Linked DNA regions of Homo sapiens: regions 1 and 2 are each linked to region 3. The links are chromatin loops, found by intact Hi-C in ENCODE. Cell type or tissue: Calu3. All regions are shown on one strand. Each heading gives the region's core, and the rest is flanking DNA. Links, peaks and the distances in the headings are about the cores only.

Region 1 (5,998 bases), core at 504-5,503, 170 kb after region 3:
TAATATAAAGTGCTTATAATGGTGTCTAATAAATATTAGACATCATTGCTGTTTTTATTGTTGTTACTAATATATATTGCATCATACCTAATTAGACTTAATGCTGTCATAAAGTATGCAACATAACAACATAATACAACACAAGCCAGACAGTTTCTCTACCCTCAACCCTTTGCACATTCTACTGCCTCACACTGGGTGATCTTACGTGGCTCGTATGGACCCAACACAACCTAAATGGTGGTGACTCTCACATCTTTATCTCCAGCCCTGTCTTTTCTCTGTGCTCTAACCCTGTATAGCCAGCTTGCTGCCGAACACTGCCATTAGGATATCCCATAAGGCACCACATACCACAGTCAGCTCACCATCTGCCCACTCTACTTCTCAGTAGACCTTCACTCCCATTCATGAATAGCTATAAATTATTCTGAAGTTCTATGTACACCTTCACCTTTTTCTTCTCCTCCAAGGTAGCAGAAGGCCAGCAAAAGGAAGGGACTTATAACTTAAATAAGTAGAACTGGGAAGAGGAGGAAGAGGAGATTCTTCCCTTCCCTTCATCCCCACTTCAAGTCATGTCCATGAACTCATTCTGCCAACATTTTTACTGTGGCCTGGCCCTATGTGAAGAAAGGTAGTCTCAGATTTTAACTGTTTCACCCTATTTAATCAATAGATATTAACCAAATCCTTTATGTTATTTGTTATTCAAGAGGAGATAATAGAGTCAAAGGCTCTACTGCAGCCTGGAAGTGTTGGTTCACCATTCCCAACAAGCCAGCTTTCTTTACCATTGTCATGTTGGCCTTGCCCTAGAAATCTGAATCACTGCATTATGATATGATAGGCTGAGCTTAGCTGTTTGTGCTGCAACGTGACCATCCCCTGCCAGCTATATTTTCAAGCTGTTTCAGGACCATGTCATTATTTTGCAAACAAACCAGCTGAATGGTTCAATGTTTCCCACATTCCTTCCCACTACTCCGCCCTAAATGTACAAAGCAACCGATAAACACATGCAAACTTGAAATTATTGCAGATTGTCGGAGCCCTACAAAAATTCAGCCCTGTTACTTAAAACAAGTCAAGAAACCCAAATGTATAAGAAGTTGATGTTTTAATGGACAGAGAACTCTGTGAAAGGCTTTTAGCTTACAAGTTGGTGGAATGTAGTATCATTTAATGTCCTTGTACTTTAATATTCGCAAATGTCATTTCTGATTACAGAATACAGCTTCTCTCCAGTCCCCTGATTCATATTATAGAAAGAACACCAACTTAGTCTAAGGAAAATTGAACCCTCCCAACTGTATTTGAACCCATCCTTCTCGCTAACAAGTGTCAGTCAAAACAGAGAGAATAACTAACATCTAAATCTTGGATATGTCTTATTTGTATTTCATTTTTGGGCTTACAGTTATGATCAAGCAGCTATTCTTGTTTCTTTTCTGAAAAAAAAAAAAAAAAAAAACACAGCCTCAAATTGCCAAGTGAAACATGATTCTCAAATCTATAGAATTTATTAAATTTTATGTATAGATTTTATGAAATGTTTACACTGAATTATGTGTCTATCTTCATATGCTATCCTCATGTTTTCTGCCATAAAAACGTGTAAGTTATTACAAACTCAGTGTTTTAAAATACCGGATAGGAGATACAAAAGAGTACCACATACACTCTGCTGATTCCTTTCAGTTTACTTACTTTAAATTTTTTTCCTGCAGGTCATAGAGCTGAATATATGACTACAAGGTAGGAAAATATTTTATCATAACTTATAGCGTATTTTACTTTCTCTTTAACAAGAAGCAACCATTTCAATGCTGAAAGAATTAACATTTTGTTAATGAATACGGGAGATAGTTTTGGCTTGACAAAGCATAGCAACATGAAATGTTTGGGCTTCTTACAAGACTAGGTATGTTCTAGCTTATTTTTGTTTCCCTCTGGAATTGTAAAGCTCTTTAATAGGCAGAGACAGTAACAAAAACCTAAGTTAAACCGGCTTGGTTTATCTAATCCAGAATACTTTAACTGTTTCTAAATAGCGTGACAGGACTTTTGATTTGATAGTTTAATTAAAAAAAAAATACGACGTGTACATCTACTGCATAAGTAAGTAGAAAGTACAATTATTTTCTGTTCCTATTTTCCTTTAGTCATATAAACATTAGAGCTGGCCGGGTGCAGTGGCTCAGCCTGTAATCCCAGCACTTTGGGAGACTGAGGCGGGTGGATCACCTGAGGTCAGGAGCTCACGACCAGCCTGGCCAATGTGGTGAAACCCTGTCTCTACTAAAAATACCAAAAAATTAGCCGGGCGTGGTGGTGTGCGCCTGTAATCCCAGCTACTCAGGAGGCTGGGGCAGGAAAATCACTTGAACCCGGCAGGCGGAGGTTGCAGTGAGCCAAGATTGCGCCACCACACTCCAGCCTGGGCAAGAGCGAGACTCCATCTCAAAAAATAAAAATAAAAAATAAAAATAAAAATTTGAGCTATATTGAATATCTTTAGGATTTTAGCTGTCTATATATTCTCCATTTTGATTCACTTTAAACATTTAACTTTTAACACATACTCCCATATTGTACTTTCTTCATTCAGGGGAGGATTGTGAAGCTACTACAAGAAAGGAAAGCCATTTGGGCAGCAGATTCTGATTTGGGTTCGGGAAAGTTTGTGGCAACTTTTATTTTTCTATGTCACCATTTGTGCAACAGACAGAAATTATCTAATTAGCATAGCAAGATGTTGCATTTTTGAAATTGAGTTCTCTTTGAAATAAGACGCATTTAGAACACTGGTATATCTGCTGCAGTAATTGGCAAGTTGACTTTCAAGGATCTATAATGTTATTGCTGGGCAGCTTATTCATAAGGAAGCCCCTCGTACTTCATGGTAAACCAACTAGAAAGATACAGCTCCTGACTTTTCCAAACCTAACAAAAGAAAAAAACACTGAGGTTTTTCTTCACTGTGTCAGTGAAAAAGAAGACTATTACCTCGACCTGGTAATATGCAGCTTATAGAGATGTTTTTCACCTATAGCATCTCCTTGCACTATCAATTATTTTACCTGTTGTTTCTCAATTATAATTACTGTAAGGCACTTCAAAAAAAGAGATTTTTTTAAAAAGCAGAAATGGAAATATATTAATTTGCCATGAGAGCTATAATTGCCAAATAGACTAGATATTCACATCAACCTGACCAGTACTTCCTCTCATGTGGGCATCCTCTGTAGGAAACCAAATTATCAGGAAGTCATGTGGTAGCCACAGAATCAGAATGAGTCACGCAATTGGAATGTTGAACGTCCCTGGCTCTGTTCACTTGATGTGGGTGTAGCAGAGCAAGAATCATCAGACCTCTGCCATGGAAATTACTTTGATAAGCACTGAGGCAATTCGTTTTCATTCCAGGTTCCTCTCACAACTTGCATGCGTTCATATTTACCGTACTATAGAATCCTACAGAGGTGATTTTCAGGCCTTTCATAGAAGACTCAAAAGATATCCCTCCATTAGCCAGCATTACCCTGCGTCTCCCAGTCATGCGGGGACAATGATTCAGTGCATTGGAGGTTTTTGGCTCCGTCTACAAGATTGGCTTGCTCCGTGAATCAGTGACCAAACAAAATTCTAATCTGCTTAGCTTTGTCAGCTTCTCCAGATATCACCAGATGTGAAGCTCTCTTGGACCTTATTGTAATAACCACATTTTCTAGTTTTTTAATGCTTTGGTATATTGGGGACTTTCTGACCCCAGAAGTACTGCCCCTCCCGGGATTAGCCAATTCCTAGCAGTAGTAGTAAGAACTGGCTTGCCAAGTGTGCCTTTTGTATGCAAGCCAGGTGATCCAGACGACCTACCTCCAACCACCTCCTTCATGGTTCTGACACTCACGGCCACTATTCCCCTTCCCTAATCACCCCAAGGCCAGGTATAGGACAACTTAGGGATAGTCCCTATGCCCCAAAGCCCACTGGAATCATTCCAACTAGCCTATTCTAAACCTGCTTGCCCAGCTTCTCCCATTCCCTCCAGTGGGAACCACAATAAAGACTCCTGCCCACATTTTCCTTTGTGCCTTCTGCCTCCTGACCCACCCCGGTGCTTCCTTCTGTGGCCTCCCTGGTGGTGGGGCACATCCCCAACTCTTTAACAAACTATCTTTTCAGTGGTAGTTGTCTCCTGAACGTTGGCCTCCCCGTACCTGAATAAAAATGAAATCCACACTTTAAAACACTTTTAAAATAGTGAAAGGAGTGGATGAAATCAAGTATGTAGGGTTAAATGCTTTGGTGGTTGGTTGTTTTGTTCTTTTTACTCCTATCAGATTATTTCCTCCATGAATGGCCAGAACTCAGTGTATAAAAGAGATCTCAGAAATTTCATCCGTGGCAGGAGATGACATGTTGCCTGGTAGAAGTTTCCATATTCTCTCCTAGACACTTGCAAAGGCTTCTTTTAACCTCGCCAGCACTGTAGAACTTCAGGTGCTGCTTGCTGTGCACCTTGTTCATCATATGAGCCCATCTGCTGGGAGGGTCTTAGAATTTAGCTGTGGAAGGCTGTACCAGTAGGTTTGTTTCCATACATGATAGTGTCTAAGGAAGCTAGTCAGGCTTCCACGTAACTTCTTGGGATCTGGTATATGAACCAGACTTTCTGAACTTAAGCTAAATGAACTAAAAAAGATAAATTTTCCTAGAGTCTGAAGCTTAATGAAGGGCTTTACACAATTTCCTGGTGTGGTGTGTATCCTCCTATAAGTCTTGCAGTTAAAAAGGAGTTTTACATTAAAACATCCAGAGACAGGTCTCAGGGCTCTCCTTCCATGTATTTCATTCAGCACAGTAGTAGAAGTTGAGTCAGGTAATTCTGGCCTTCTTTCCACTAAAGGGAGAGAGCAGAAGAGGTTCCCTCTCTGCAGTCACAGGGCAAGATGTCACAGTTTCTAAATATACTACATGCTGCACTAGATGTGCATATGTCAGAGAGAATGGTTTATTCACCAGAGCAAATGGGCAGACTGGAGAGGAAGAGAGTCTGCAGTGGCATAAACAAGTACATCCTCAGATATTTAGGTGGTGGAATAGTTTGTTCTAAAGAAATAATAACTCATGCGAGCCTGTATGTCCCCCAAATTAGAAAAAGCAGTGAACCCAAATTATTTTTCTCACTTGTGACCTATTAATAGTTACTTTTGCATGAAATAAAATTCCATTACTGCTGGAGGGGTATCGAACAGATGTGATGTTACTTGCATTGGTTTGCTGGGCTGAGTGAGGTGGCTCACGCCTATAATTCCAGCACTTTGGGAGGCCAAGGTGGAAGGATCTTTTGAGCCCAGGAGTTCAAGACCAGCCTGGAAAACACAGGGGGACTCCGTCTCTATAAAAAATTTAAAAATTAGCTGGGCATGATGGCATGCGCCTGTAGTCCTAGCTACTTGGGCTGAGGTGGGAGGATCCCTTGAGCCCAGAAGAAGGTGGAGGCTGCAGTGAGCCATGATCATTCCACTACACTCCAGCCTGGGTAACAGAGCAAGACTCTGACTTAAAAAAAAAAATTATGTGTACCTAAAAATGTTATATTTAATTCCTCATTTGGGGATCTACCGGAGCCCTAATCTTTATGACCGGTTGTATCTTACTGTGTGACTTGTAAACCAAATAACAAGAATGCTGGTTTGTAACATTTGGCCAAATAGCTAACGAGTCTACTTGGTAGTGCTTATTTTAAAACAAACCAGCAAACAAACAAATGTCAGCTGCAGCATACAGGGAAACAGCAGTGTGAATAAACAATTTGTATGTTTTTTGATACAGAAGTGAAAGTAAATAAATGGGAAATGGGAGGGAATGTTTTCCCCTGTGATTGGGGGAGGGGAAGGAACCCAAGATTCCCGTGTTTTGTAATATTGATGTGACCTATAGATGTTTCATTTATTGTTTGATTTCTGCCATGCTCAGTAATTATATTCCC
Region 2 (5,998 bases), core at 498-5,497, 56 kb before region 3:
TGGCCTCAAATGATACACTCGCCTCAGCCTCCTAAAGTGCTGGGATTACAGGTGTGAACCTCTGCACCTGGCTAGTTTATCTGTTTCTGTTGGTTTTTCTTCTCTGTTTTGTGAATTTCTGCTCTTATCTTTACTATCATCGTTTTCATTTTCATTGAATTTATTGTTCTTTACCTATTTTCTTAAGTTGAACACATAGCTCATTCTTTTTTATCCTTATTTTCTAATATAAGCACTTAAGATAATACAGTTATTTTCTATAATATAAACGCTATTACTAATATAAGTATTTAGAATGTAAGCATCTTTTAAAATGTAACACTTCTAACATAAACACCTTTTCCTCTTTTTAACATCAGCATGAAATGGAATACAATTCCTTTTCTAATATAATCATTCTTTCTAATATGACTGTTTCTTCTAATGTAAGCGTTAACCCTAAGAAAGGCATCTTTTCTTCCCTAATAAATATTCATGATAATTTTCCTTAAACTACTACCTTTGCTGCATCTCACTAGTTTTGATATGTAAAGAATTAAGTTCTAAAAATGTTTTAATTTTCATAATAATTTCTTCTTTGACTCATGAGGTGTGTGTGTGTAAATATATGGTATTTCCTTTTATTTTTCTGGGATGGGGTCTAACTGTGCTGCCCAGGCTAAAGTGCAGTGGCGTGATCTTGGTTCACTGCAACCTCTGCCTCCTGGGCTCAAGCAGTCCTCCCACCTCAGCCTCCTGAGTAGGTCGCTGGGACCACAAGCATGCACCACCACACCTGGCTAATTTTTTGTATTTTTGGTAGAGACAGGGTTTCACCATGTTGCTCAGGCTTGTCTCAAACTCCTGAGCTCAAGCAATTTGCCTGCCTTGGACTCCCAAAGTGCTGGGATTACAGGTGTGAGCCACCATGCCCAGCCTGGTATTTACATTTTTTAAACAGATACATAAGACTATTTTATTTTTTCCTTTTAATATAATTACATTATGAACTGAGAGTAATAGTGTTTGAAATTAGTTGGAGGTTGTTTCCCCTTTTTCTGTTTTCTGCAGGAGTTCATGTTAGATTGGAATTATCTGACTCTTAAATGTTTAGTAGAACTCATCTGCAAAGTCATCTGGGTCTCACATTTTCATCAAGGAGAAAAAAATCTCATTGTGTTCAAATTTTCTGATTAACTGACATAAAATTGTTTACAGCATCCTTTTATCGTCTTAATCTCTGCATTATTTTCAATTAGGCCTCTTTTCTGTTAATAACAAATGTCTGTGTATATATTCTCTCTTTTTTCATTGATTGACTTGCCAGAAGTATGTTTATTAGTCTTTTCAAAGAACTAGGTTTTTGCTTTATTGATTTACTGTATTGTATTTTCTGTTTCATTAGTTTATCCTATTATACTCTTCCTTTTTCTTCATTTCTCTCTTTCTTGCCCTCTTTTTTTTTTTTAAAGAGAAAGGGTCTCGCTTTGTTGCCCAGACTGGAGTGCAGTGCTTTTCACAGGTGTAATCATTGTGCATTATAGCCTGGAACTCCTGGGCTCAAGTAATGCTCTCACTTCAGCCTCTTGAGTAACTGGGAGTGCAGGCGCAGACCGCCAAGCCTGGCCCTTTTACTTTTCTCATGGGTCTTTATTTGCTGAACCTTTTTAAGGTTTGTATTTATTTTCTCAGTTATTATTTTTAAAGTTTTTTATTTAATTTCTCAGTTATTATTTTTCTTTTCTGATATAAAAATAAAAGGTTGTAAAATTTCCTCTAAGTACTGCTTTACCTGCATTCTGTAATTTTTTTTTTTTTTTAATAGAGACAGGGATTCACTATGTTACCAAGGCTGGTCTTGAACTCCTGAGCTCAAGCAATCTGCCCAGCTTAGCCTCACAAAGGGATGGTAGGCATATATATATATATATTTTTTTTTTTTTTTGAGGCAAAGTCTTGCTCTGTTGCCCAGGCTGGAGTGCAGTGGCACATTCTCAGCTTACTGCAACCTCCGCCTCCCAGGATCAAGCGATTCTCATACCTCAACCTCTGGAGTAGCTAGGATTATAGGCACCCACCACCATACCCACCAATTTTAGTATTTTCAGTAGAGACAGGGTTTCACCATGTTAGCCAGGCTGGCCTTGAACTCCTGACCTCAAGTGATCTGCCTGCCTCTGCCTCCCAAAGTGCTAGGAATACAGGCATGAACCACTGCACCCAGCCAGGCATAAATTTTTATATGTAGTGTTTTTATCTTTCAGCTCTGTGTATTTTCTAATTTCCATGATTATTATTTCTGTGACTCATGACCTGTTTAAAAATATGTTTTAGGCCAGGAGTGGTGGCTTATTCCGTAATCCCAACACTTTGGGAGGCTGAGATGGGTCAATTGCTTGAGTCCAGGAATTTGAAACCAGCCTGGGCAACATAGTGAGGCACTGTCTCTATAAAAAATTTAAAAATTGGCCTGGCGCAGTGGCTCACGCCTGTAATCCCAGCACTTTGGGAGGATGAGGTGGGTGGATCACCTGAGGTCAGGAGTTTGAGACCAGCCTGGCCGACATGGTAAACCCCGTCTCTGCTAATAACACAAAAATTAGCCAGGTGTGGTGGCGCATGCCTGTAATCCCAGCTACTCAGGAGGCTGAGGCAGGAGAACTGCTTGAACCCAGGAGGAGGAGGTTGCAGTGAGCCGAGATCACGCCACTGCATTCTAGTCTGGGCGATGAGTGAAACTCCATCTCAAAAAAAATTTATACACACACACCTCATGAGTCAAAGAAGAAATTATTATGAAAATTAAAACATTTTTAGAACTTAATTCTTTACATATCAAAACTAGTGAGATGCAGCAAAGGTAGTAGTTTAAGGAAAATTATCCCTTGTGATTCTTTCCTACTCCAAGGCTGGCTGTGGAGACCTATGACACTAGGCCCTGCGGGGGAGGTGCCACCCTGCAGGCTTTTTGGTGTCACAGCCAACTTGGCACAAGACGAGCATTTACAAACATTCCAGCAGTTCTTAAAGCATTAGATGTCACAGTTACTGGACTGTCATTTCTGACTCCCTTCTCAGTTGGTCTGTGGAAGACATGGACTTTTGCCCTTGACTTTTATTATTCTGAAGGTGCGGCTTATGCAAACAGCTCCTTCTCACAGACCTCCAGCAACTAAGATAGAACAAAGGTGTCTGCTTATCTTAAGTCAGACCTTTTTCACTTCTGAAGATATCCAGATTTTAGTCTGGCTGTGAAATTAGCATGTTTTCACCAGTGGAATTCAGCTTTGGAACAGTATTTACCAAGGAGAAGGAGCAGGAAGACATCCGTTTGCTCATCTTGTTTTACATATGTAATGGCGCTGTGTATTTCTTTTGATGTCTTCTCAATGCCGTTCACAAAGTTTTCTTTGAAAGTGATGGCTTTATCCTTCTGCTCATATTGATTACCACAGTTCAAGTACCATTTAGTTGAATTATAATCCTCAAGCACCAGGGGAGATTCCAGAACTCAGTGAATGAGAGATTTGATCATTGCTGCAGGACTGAGTTCTGCCCATTCCCTGTTCTTAGAGGAGAGGTAGGGAAAAAGAGCACCTTTTTAGAAACTTGCACTAGAAAAGGCGAGGAATGTTTTCTTTGGCTGACCCCAGGGCTTGATTAATTTGCTCACCATTTCTTTGGCTGTGACAAGTTTTCACTTTTATTTACTTCATGACAGACAGTGGAGACATTGCTTGATAATGATGCGGCACAGAAAGCTGGTAGGTTTTGAGATTTAGAAAAGAAAATTTGTTAGTTTTTGTGTCTCTTAGAGAAGAGTTTTCTGAGTACAGTATTACAAAAAAGGAATGAATGCCTTTTCAAATGGTTGCTCTTTTCAAAAGGTTGCTCTTTTTTTTTCTTTTTTTTTTTTTTGAGACAGTGTCTTACCTTATCGCCCAGGCTGGAGTGCAGTGGCATGATCTGGGTTCACTGCAACCTCTGCCTCCTGGGTTCAAGCAATTTTCATACCTCAGCCTCCCAAGTAGCTCGGATGACAGGCATGTGCTGCCATGCCTGCCTAATTTTGTGTCTTTAGTAGAGATGGGGTTTCACCATGTTGGCCAGGCTGGTCTCGAACTCCTGGCCTTAAGTGATCTGCCTGCCTTGGCCTCTCAAAGTGCTGGGATTATAGGCGTGAGCCACCGCGCCCAGCCACAGTTGCTCCATTTTTAATTGAACTTCTGTTGCACTTGTATTGACAGTGTTTATGGGAACTCTCAAATGTGTCACCAAAAATCTATATTTGAAAGATTTCCAGACTATTGTTCTAGAGCTAAGTTTTAATTATACACATCTATCTGTATTGTTAAAATAAAAACTTTAAACAAATTAAATTTAACAGAGTTTAATTGAGCAAAGAACAATTTGTGAATTGGGCTGCCTCCCAAGCCAGAGTAATAAGCTCAGAGAGACTCCAGTGCAGCCACATGGTGGAAGATTTATGGACAGAAAAGGGAAAGTGATGTATAGAAAATGGAAGCGAGGTACAGAAACAGGTGGATTGGTTACAGCTCAGCATTTGCCTTATTTGAATACGGTTTGAACCCCCAGCCACCTTTAATTGGCCAAAATTTGGTCACTGGCACAAGAGGAGGTTTTAGTCTGTTTATATTTCCACTAAGGTTTCAGTTTACTATGTCCAGAGAAACCTTTAGGCTAAACTTAAAATATATGAGGAGGCAGCTTTAGGTTAAACTTAATTTAATAGTATTCTCCACATACCTAATCTATGAATAAGCATCTTCTTTGAAGACGGGAACTGTACTTCAGGTTCTTTTCTGTTTAGCATTTAATTCCAAGATTTCCTCCAGCAATCTTGGAATTACGTTGTGAAATAATGTACAGAAAGCCTTGTGCACTGTGAAACAGAATAAAAATTACTTTTATTATCATTGTGGTTATTCATCTTTTGGGTATTTCACAGTCTCATAATACCACGTCCCATTTTCAGATACCATATAACACTCTGAAATAAGCACACTCATGTAGATTAGTATACATCTCATGTAACCTAGTAGTTTATAGCATGGCCTCAGGAGTCAAACTGCTAGGGTCTAAATCTCCCAGCTCAGCTACTTTCTGGCAGTTTAACTATGGGCAAATTACTTAATCTCATTCTGCCTTACTTTCCTTGCCATTAAAATAGTGATAATGATAGTACCCATTTCAGAGCATTGCTGAGACAAGTAGAGTGTTGAACTGTCTGTCACATAGAATGCTCAAAATATGTGAAAGTATTACCACTTTTATGAACTCTGGCCCTGAAAGCAATAATAATAAATGTTAGGTTGCAAAAGACTTAGTAGCCAAGAGGAGCCTAAGGAGTACATGGGGACTAAACATAATATGCTGTATAGATAGGATCCTGCGACAGGAAAAGAACATTAGGTAAAAACAAAGGAAATCCAAATAAAGGATGAACTTTAGTGAATTAGGAAAAATTGTTAGCCTGGGAAAATAAAACATCTGTGAAAAAAAAATTCCACTCATATAACTATATGGTTATATAAAAAAATAAACTTGTTGGCTAAAATAGAGATTGATAAGGCAGAAAATGGAAGTTCTCCCCTTTCCAAAGATAACTACTCTTAATGGTTCAGAGTATTACATTGGTGCAAAAGTGCAATTACTTTTGCACCATGAATTTTAAATCATTATTACTAGGCTGAAACACATTTTTATTAATCAAAATAGGAAGCATTATAACCAACACATTTTTGCCAATGAAAAATAAGTTTTTCTGAGTAAAAATCCGTAGGCAGGGCACGGTGGCTCACTCCTGTAATCCTAGCACTTTGGGAGGCTGAGGCGGGCAGATCACAGGGCAGATCACGTGAGGTCAGGAGTTCGAGACCAGCCCAGCCAACATGGCGAAACCCCGTCTCTACTAAAAATACAAAAATTAGCTGGGCATGGTGGTGGGTGCCTATAATCTTAGTTACTTGGGAGACTGAGGCAGGAGAATCGCTTGAAC
Region 3 (5,998 bases), core at 650-5,649:
TATGAGCAGATTGCATTCATAGAGAAATAAAATATGTGTGAGGGGAAAACAGCTAATAAAGAGGAGACAAAAGAGAATAAAAGCAGTGATCCACATTTTGAAGATTTTTAGCTGGAGACACTGAGTGATCATAGCAACCATCTCCAAGGAGACCTGTGGAAATGTGAAAAACGCTGAGGTCACACAGGCGTCCAGAGAAATTCCTTATTGATTAACAACTTCTAGATATGTCTTTCTCTCTTCACCTTCAATGCCTCCAACCTTTCAAACAGCATTTATTAGAAAGATAAAGGAAAACCAAATGTGATTTGCCCTGAAGAGAAAAAGTAACTCTCAGAACAGAAACTCAGCTCAAAACGTTTTGAGCAGCCTTTCACTAACCTTCAAAAGCTATTCAGAAACTTGGATATTAATGAAGTGAGAAGTCTCAAGGATGAAATAGAAGCCTTGGTCATAGGTGGTAGTATTGGTTATTGTTTTACTGAAAAAGAGGCAAGTTTAAATTCTAGGGCTTGGAAGCAAAATGCTCAGAAATGGTGTCTTTTCTTTTCTTTTCTTTTTTTTTTTTTTTTTTGAGATGGGGTCTCACTCTGTCACTCAGGCTGGAGTGCAGTGGTGTGATCATGGCTCATTGCAACCTCTGCCTCCCAGGCTAGAGCGATCCTCCCACCTCACCCTCTCGAGTAGCTGGGACCACAAGGCATGTGCCACCATGCCTGCCTGATTTTTCTAGAAATGAGGTTTCACCATGTTGCCCAGGCTGGTCTCAAATTCCTGAGCTCTAGGGATCTGCCCACCTTGACCTCCCAAAGTGCTGGGATTACAGGCATGAGCCACCATGCCCAGCCTGAAAGGTTGTTTTATAATTCCTTCATTACAAATCAGGCAGATCCCCACCAGTTTGAGACACCTTTAGGTGGGTGATGAGAAACTGTGTGCCATCTTTGAGGAGCATGATTTCCTTAGTTCATTCAGTTAGTAAACATTTATTACTTGTCTGCAGCAGCTCAGCCAGCTCTATACCAGACGCTGGGAAAACAAATGTCATCCGTGGTCTTGAGATGCTAAAAGTTTAAAGGGGAGATGGACAAAATAACTAAAACTGAAAGCAGTAATTACATACTGTAGGAAATGTGTGCAGAGTGTTCTAAGCATAGAGGGGCTGGAGGGAAATGACGGGGAACATTTGAATCAGGAAGAAATTCCAGAGGAAGTTGTGACTATGCTGAAAGCTGAGAAGGGGCATAAGGTGCCTAGGATGATATAAAAGTCATGAGATTTAAGAAAGGTCTGGGAATCGCATGCAGGCCAGTAGACTTAATGAGAAGTAGTTAGGGTGTGAAATGTGACAAAAATTAAGTACTCTTCTGCTCCACCCTCTATCCATTTATTTCTCCTTGATTAATTTTGGGGAAGTTGTGGTTTGGATCTGAGAGGAGAGTGTGCCATTTGATCAAAACCACGAGGCCAGATCATTTTCCAGTACCACCAAGGATCATTTGGCATGGGCTGCTGATTTCTGCTGTGGTCTCACCTTGCTCAGCAAGGTCAGATTGCATATAGATTTCATGTGTTCACTTTAAGGAATCTCACTTGTGAGATTTAGTCATATTGCAAGCTTTATATCTACCCCATGGGATATAACATATGGGATATGCTATTTAATGGCAGTTATGCAGATTAAATGAGCAAATATATGTACAACACTAATAATAAATACTGCCTGATACATAGTAAACACCGTATAAAGCGTTATTATTGTTATGATGAGTAATTATTATTCATCTGGGATTCTCCTGAGTCGTCGGAACCCCTGGGCTGTCCTTTGGACCTGGAGCCTGAGCAGAACTGGAAAAGACTCCCAGAAAGACCTAGGGCTCTCTAAGACAGTATGGTCCATTAGAGGTATGGATGCCTGGGTCTTGGCTAGAGTCCAGGGTGGAAAATATAGGTCAGTTCACTGAAAAGTTCATTTTTATTGTGAGTGTGTTGGGAGCAATGTGAGTCAACAGCACTGCGCAGTTGCTCCTTTTGAATTTGCTACCATAATTTTTGGAAGGGACTGCATGGGCTTCACAGCAGCGAAGGCCCTGGGTTTTACTACTATAAAATAAGTCATCATCTAGGATGTGAAAGAGCTTGCTTTCTGTTTTGTTTTAAAAGGATATATTATAGCTGATAGTGCAAATCTACTCTTAAGAATTTCTAATTACTATTTGAATATGGTCTCTATTTCAGAACCTGCTTAGGCCCAAATTTGAAAACAGTTTATAATGAACCTGCTTTCTGTAATTCTTGTACACACCAATTTCCCACCCTGCTTTCTGTAATTCTTGTACACACCAATTTCCCACGCTAGCTGTGAGAAGTTCATGGGATGATGTGTCTGTGTTGTTTATCCTACAGAAAACCGTGAATAAATGGCTGTTATTTTTGCTATTCTCGTCTTGCTGATTTCCTATGCTAGTGGCTAGCACAAATGCAAGATTATATTGTGCCATACTCACTGGAAGTTTGGTGGCTACAAGATTTCCCTAGCACATGGCCTTAGTCTGAGCAAACTGTAGCAACAACTATAGGATGCCCAATTGGTTCACATTTTAAAATTGGGTGTGGACAAAATCAGTCATAGTAAAACTGCGTAAAGAATGCAGATTGCTCAAAGCTATGTCCTTGAGCAATAAAAAGCCGCTTTTTATGAGGAAATTACACTGTCGTTGTGCAAGAATAATATTGTGCTGGACAAAGTGCTAAATTCTTTTTTTAATCATCACAACCCCTCCTCCCCCCATTACCCTGTTTTAGAGATGAGAAAACGGAAACCCAGTGAAGTTAAGCAACTCATTCAAGGTCACCCAGCTAAGAAGACTAATGAGAGCCTTGATTTGAACCTGGAAGTGTCTGACTTCAGGGTTCATGAACTAAGCCTTTTATGCTCTATTGCTTTCTCTCTTTTTTTAAGACAAGCCTCACTCTGTCACCCAGGTTGGAGTGCAGTAGTGCAGTCATGGTTCACTGCAGCCTCTGCCTCCCAGGCTCAAGTGACCCTCCCACATCAGTCTCCTGAGTAGCTGGAACTACAGTCATGTGCCACCATGCCCAGTTAATTTGTGTATTTTTTGTAGAGATGAAGTTTTACCATGTTGCCCCAGCTGGTCTCGAATCCCTGGGCTCAAGCAATCTGCCTACCTCGGTCTCCTAAAGTGCTGGGATTACAGGCGTGAGCCGTTGCACCAGCCAGTGCTCTATTGCTTTGTTTGCACTATCTAGGCCATTTGTTCATCCATTTATTCATTTATTCCATAAATATTTATTGTATATGCCGAGTACTCTTCTAGGCCTGGAAATACTGTGGTGAACAAGAATGTCAAAGACTCCACAGTTAGGGAGTTTGCATTCTAATGGGAGAGACTTAAAATAAACAAGGAAATGAGTGCATGAGTGTGAGTCAGTGTGTATGTATATATTCTTTGGGGAGTGACGTGTGCTATAAAGACAAATGAAGTTCAGAGAAGAGGTATGTTAGTTATTTCGTATTTTGGTTTTTTTGGGGAGGGGTGTTTTTTGTGTTTTTGTTTGTTTAGTTGGTTTTTAGAGACAGGATCTTGCTCTGTGGTGCAGGCTGGAGTGCAGTGGTGTAATCTCAGCTCACTGCAACCTCCGCCTCACGGATTGGAGTGATTCTCCCACCTCAGTCTCCTGGGACTGGAAGCTGGGACTACAGGCACACACCACTATGCCTGGCTACTTTCTGTATTTTTTGTAGAGACAGGGTTTCGCCATGTTGCCCAGGCTGATCTGGAACTCCTGGGCTCAAGTGATCCACCTGCCTTGGCCTCCCAAGGTGCTGTGATTACAGGTGTGAGCCACCATGCCTAGCCAATATTTTAATCGTTTTAACTTAACATTTAATATATATTTGTATATTAATGATCCACCTGCCTTGGCCTACCAAAGTGCTGGGATTACAGGTGTAAGCCACTGTGCCTGGCCAATATTTTAATTGTTTTAACTTAACATTACATATATATATATATATATATATACACATACACACACACACAACTATGTTTGAAAATTATAAAGGATAACAGTGTCATATGTATGACTTACCACCTAATCTACAAACAAAAGCCCTGCCAATTCTGTCGCACTTATCTGTGCTCTGCCCCATCCCATATACCTGCCTATCTTTTGAAGCAACTACTTCCTAATTTTTTTCTTTCTCTTGCCTTTTTTTAAAAAATGTTATTTATCCCTTAAAAATATGCTCATAAGTACTATACAGCTAATTTTGCTTGTTTGTTTTGATTTGTAAAAATAGTATAACTGTTTGACATTGTTGCATGTAGCTGTAGTTCATTCATTTTAAAAGCTGAATTATGTGTTGTTGGGTGAGTATGCAGAATCAATTGATTCATTGCCCTGTTGGTGGATATTTGGATTGTTTCCAGCTTTCTGCTATTTGAACAATGTTGCTGAACATTTTCATGTGTTCCTATTAACACACATATACAGGAGTTTCTCCATGGCCTATTGCTGGGAGTGGAATTGCATGGTTATTGGGTATGTCAGTGTTCAAGTTCACATGATACGACTGCATTGTTTTCCGAAGGAGCATCACCAGTTTACATTCCCACTCATAAGTGATTAAGAGCTCCAGCAGACCCACTTTTTATCAGCACGTGGTATTATAAAACATCTTAATTTTTGCCAGTCTGGTGGGTATAACATTGCATTGTGGTCTTCATTGACATTTCCTGATAACTATTGAGATATAGCCTCTGAAGAGGTGACTTGAGCAGAAACCTGAATGAAGTGAACGACCAAACCATGAATGACTGATGGGTGGAATGTTCCAAGGCAACAAAACACAGGCTGAAATTATCCTGAGATGTCCATGGAGTAGCAAGAGAGTCCTTGTGAATAAAGAGAAGTGAGCTGGAGATACAAGGTTGGGAAGGAGTGGAGAGGCTAGTTCTCCTAGAACCTGGGATGCCATGGTAAATACTGTACTTTAGACTTGATATGAGAGTATGAGAAGACATGACAAGGCGATTAGAAGGGAGGAATGTGATTTGATTAATGTTTTTAAAATATGTTGGCTTCTATGTGATTGGATTATAGGGGATGATGAGAATGAGACCCTAGAGATGAGTTGGATATGCAGAAGTTAAGGCAAGAGATAGTTCTGGCTTCTGTCAGTGTTGGTGAAGAAGGTGGTGAGAAGCTAGATTCAGGACATAGTTTGAAGGTAGGCTGGTGAGTGAGACCTGTAAATGGTTTGGATGGAGGTGTGAAAAAGGGAGGAATTAAGGATAATATCCTGGTTTGGGAGTGAATAACAGAGAATGTAGATCCATTGACGAAATGGGAAAGACCTTGAAAAGAAGAGTAGGGTTGGGGAGAAAATGAAAAGTTTTTTTAATATGGAGAATATATATTCATTGTATTTGTAGCTACCTACTTGACATGTCATCTGTTGATGTTTCAAAAGTACCTTCAATTAAACATGTACAAAACTGAACAAATGCTTTTTTGTCCCACCCTTGAACTTCTTCCTTATCTCAGTGAGTGGTGGCCCATCCATCTGGTTCGACAAGCCAGAAATCTGGTAGTCATCTTTAATATCTCCCCCTAGCTTGTCACCAGTACCACTCCATTACCACCACCTGACAGTTTACTTCTAAAATATCTCTAGAATGTGTTCATTTATTTCCATCTCCATCGTGATCACTCTAATGCCAGCTACGTTACCACCAGTTTGCACCTTGAGTGCTGTCGTAATCTCCTAACTGCATTTGTTCTAATCTTTCAATAATCCATTGTCGACTCTGCAGCTGGCTCACTTTGAACCTCCAAGTTCAAAACCCTTCAAGACTTCTTTATTGCCTTTATGAGTAATCCACGATATGACCTGAATGACCAGGTTCCTGCCCATATCTCTAGTGCCATCTCTAGCTATTTTCTTCTCTCTGGGCATCTCTTTGTTTCTTGA

Evidence for each region. Hi-C counts contacts between places; a loop is a spot of excess contacts. Peaks named below come from ENCODE experiments on the same cell type or tissue, not always from the same donor. Only the 100,000 strongest peaks of a DNase experiment are listed, where the experiment ranks them.
Region 1: it touches region 3 in a loop (2.5-fold over the local background); 7 of 110 quality-filtered maps call a loop at or near these places.
Region 2: a loop joins it to region 3, with 3 times the contacts of the local background. A loop is called at or near these places in 8 of 110 quality-filtered maps.

The regions. Positions count from the first base shown.
Region 1 is chr12:64,085,269-64,091,266 of GRCh38, forward strand. SRGAP1 (SLIT-ROBO Rho GTPase activating protein 1) reads left to right here. Exons shown (of 22, transcript NM_020762.4): 11 at 1,731-1,758. Among named protein-coding and RNA genes, the nearest start is that of KICS2, 130 kb to the right of the region's middle. In Calu3, for the core only: no CTCF peak of the experiment used is centred there; DNase peaks (open chromatin) are centred at 3,313 and 3,923.
Region 2 is chr12:63,859,394-63,865,391 of GRCh38, forward strand. The region is part of intron 1 of SRGAP1 (SLIT-ROBO Rho GTPase activating protein 1); the gene reads left to right. Among named protein-coding and RNA genes, the nearest start is that of SRGAP1, 18 kb to the left of the region's middle. In Calu3, for the core only: no CTCF peak of the experiment used is centred there; a DNase peak (open chromatin) is centred at 2,948.
Region 3 is chr12:63,915,477-63,921,474 of GRCh38, forward strand. All of the region lies in intron 1 of SRGAP1 (SLIT-ROBO Rho GTPase activating protein 1), which reads left to right. Among named protein-coding and RNA genes, the nearest start is that of SRGAP1, 74 kb to the left of the region's middle. RefSeq lists an enhancer at 3,382-4,170. In Calu3, for the core only: no CTCF peak of the experiment used is centred there; DNase peaks (open chromatin) are centred at 2,775, 3,035 and 3,675.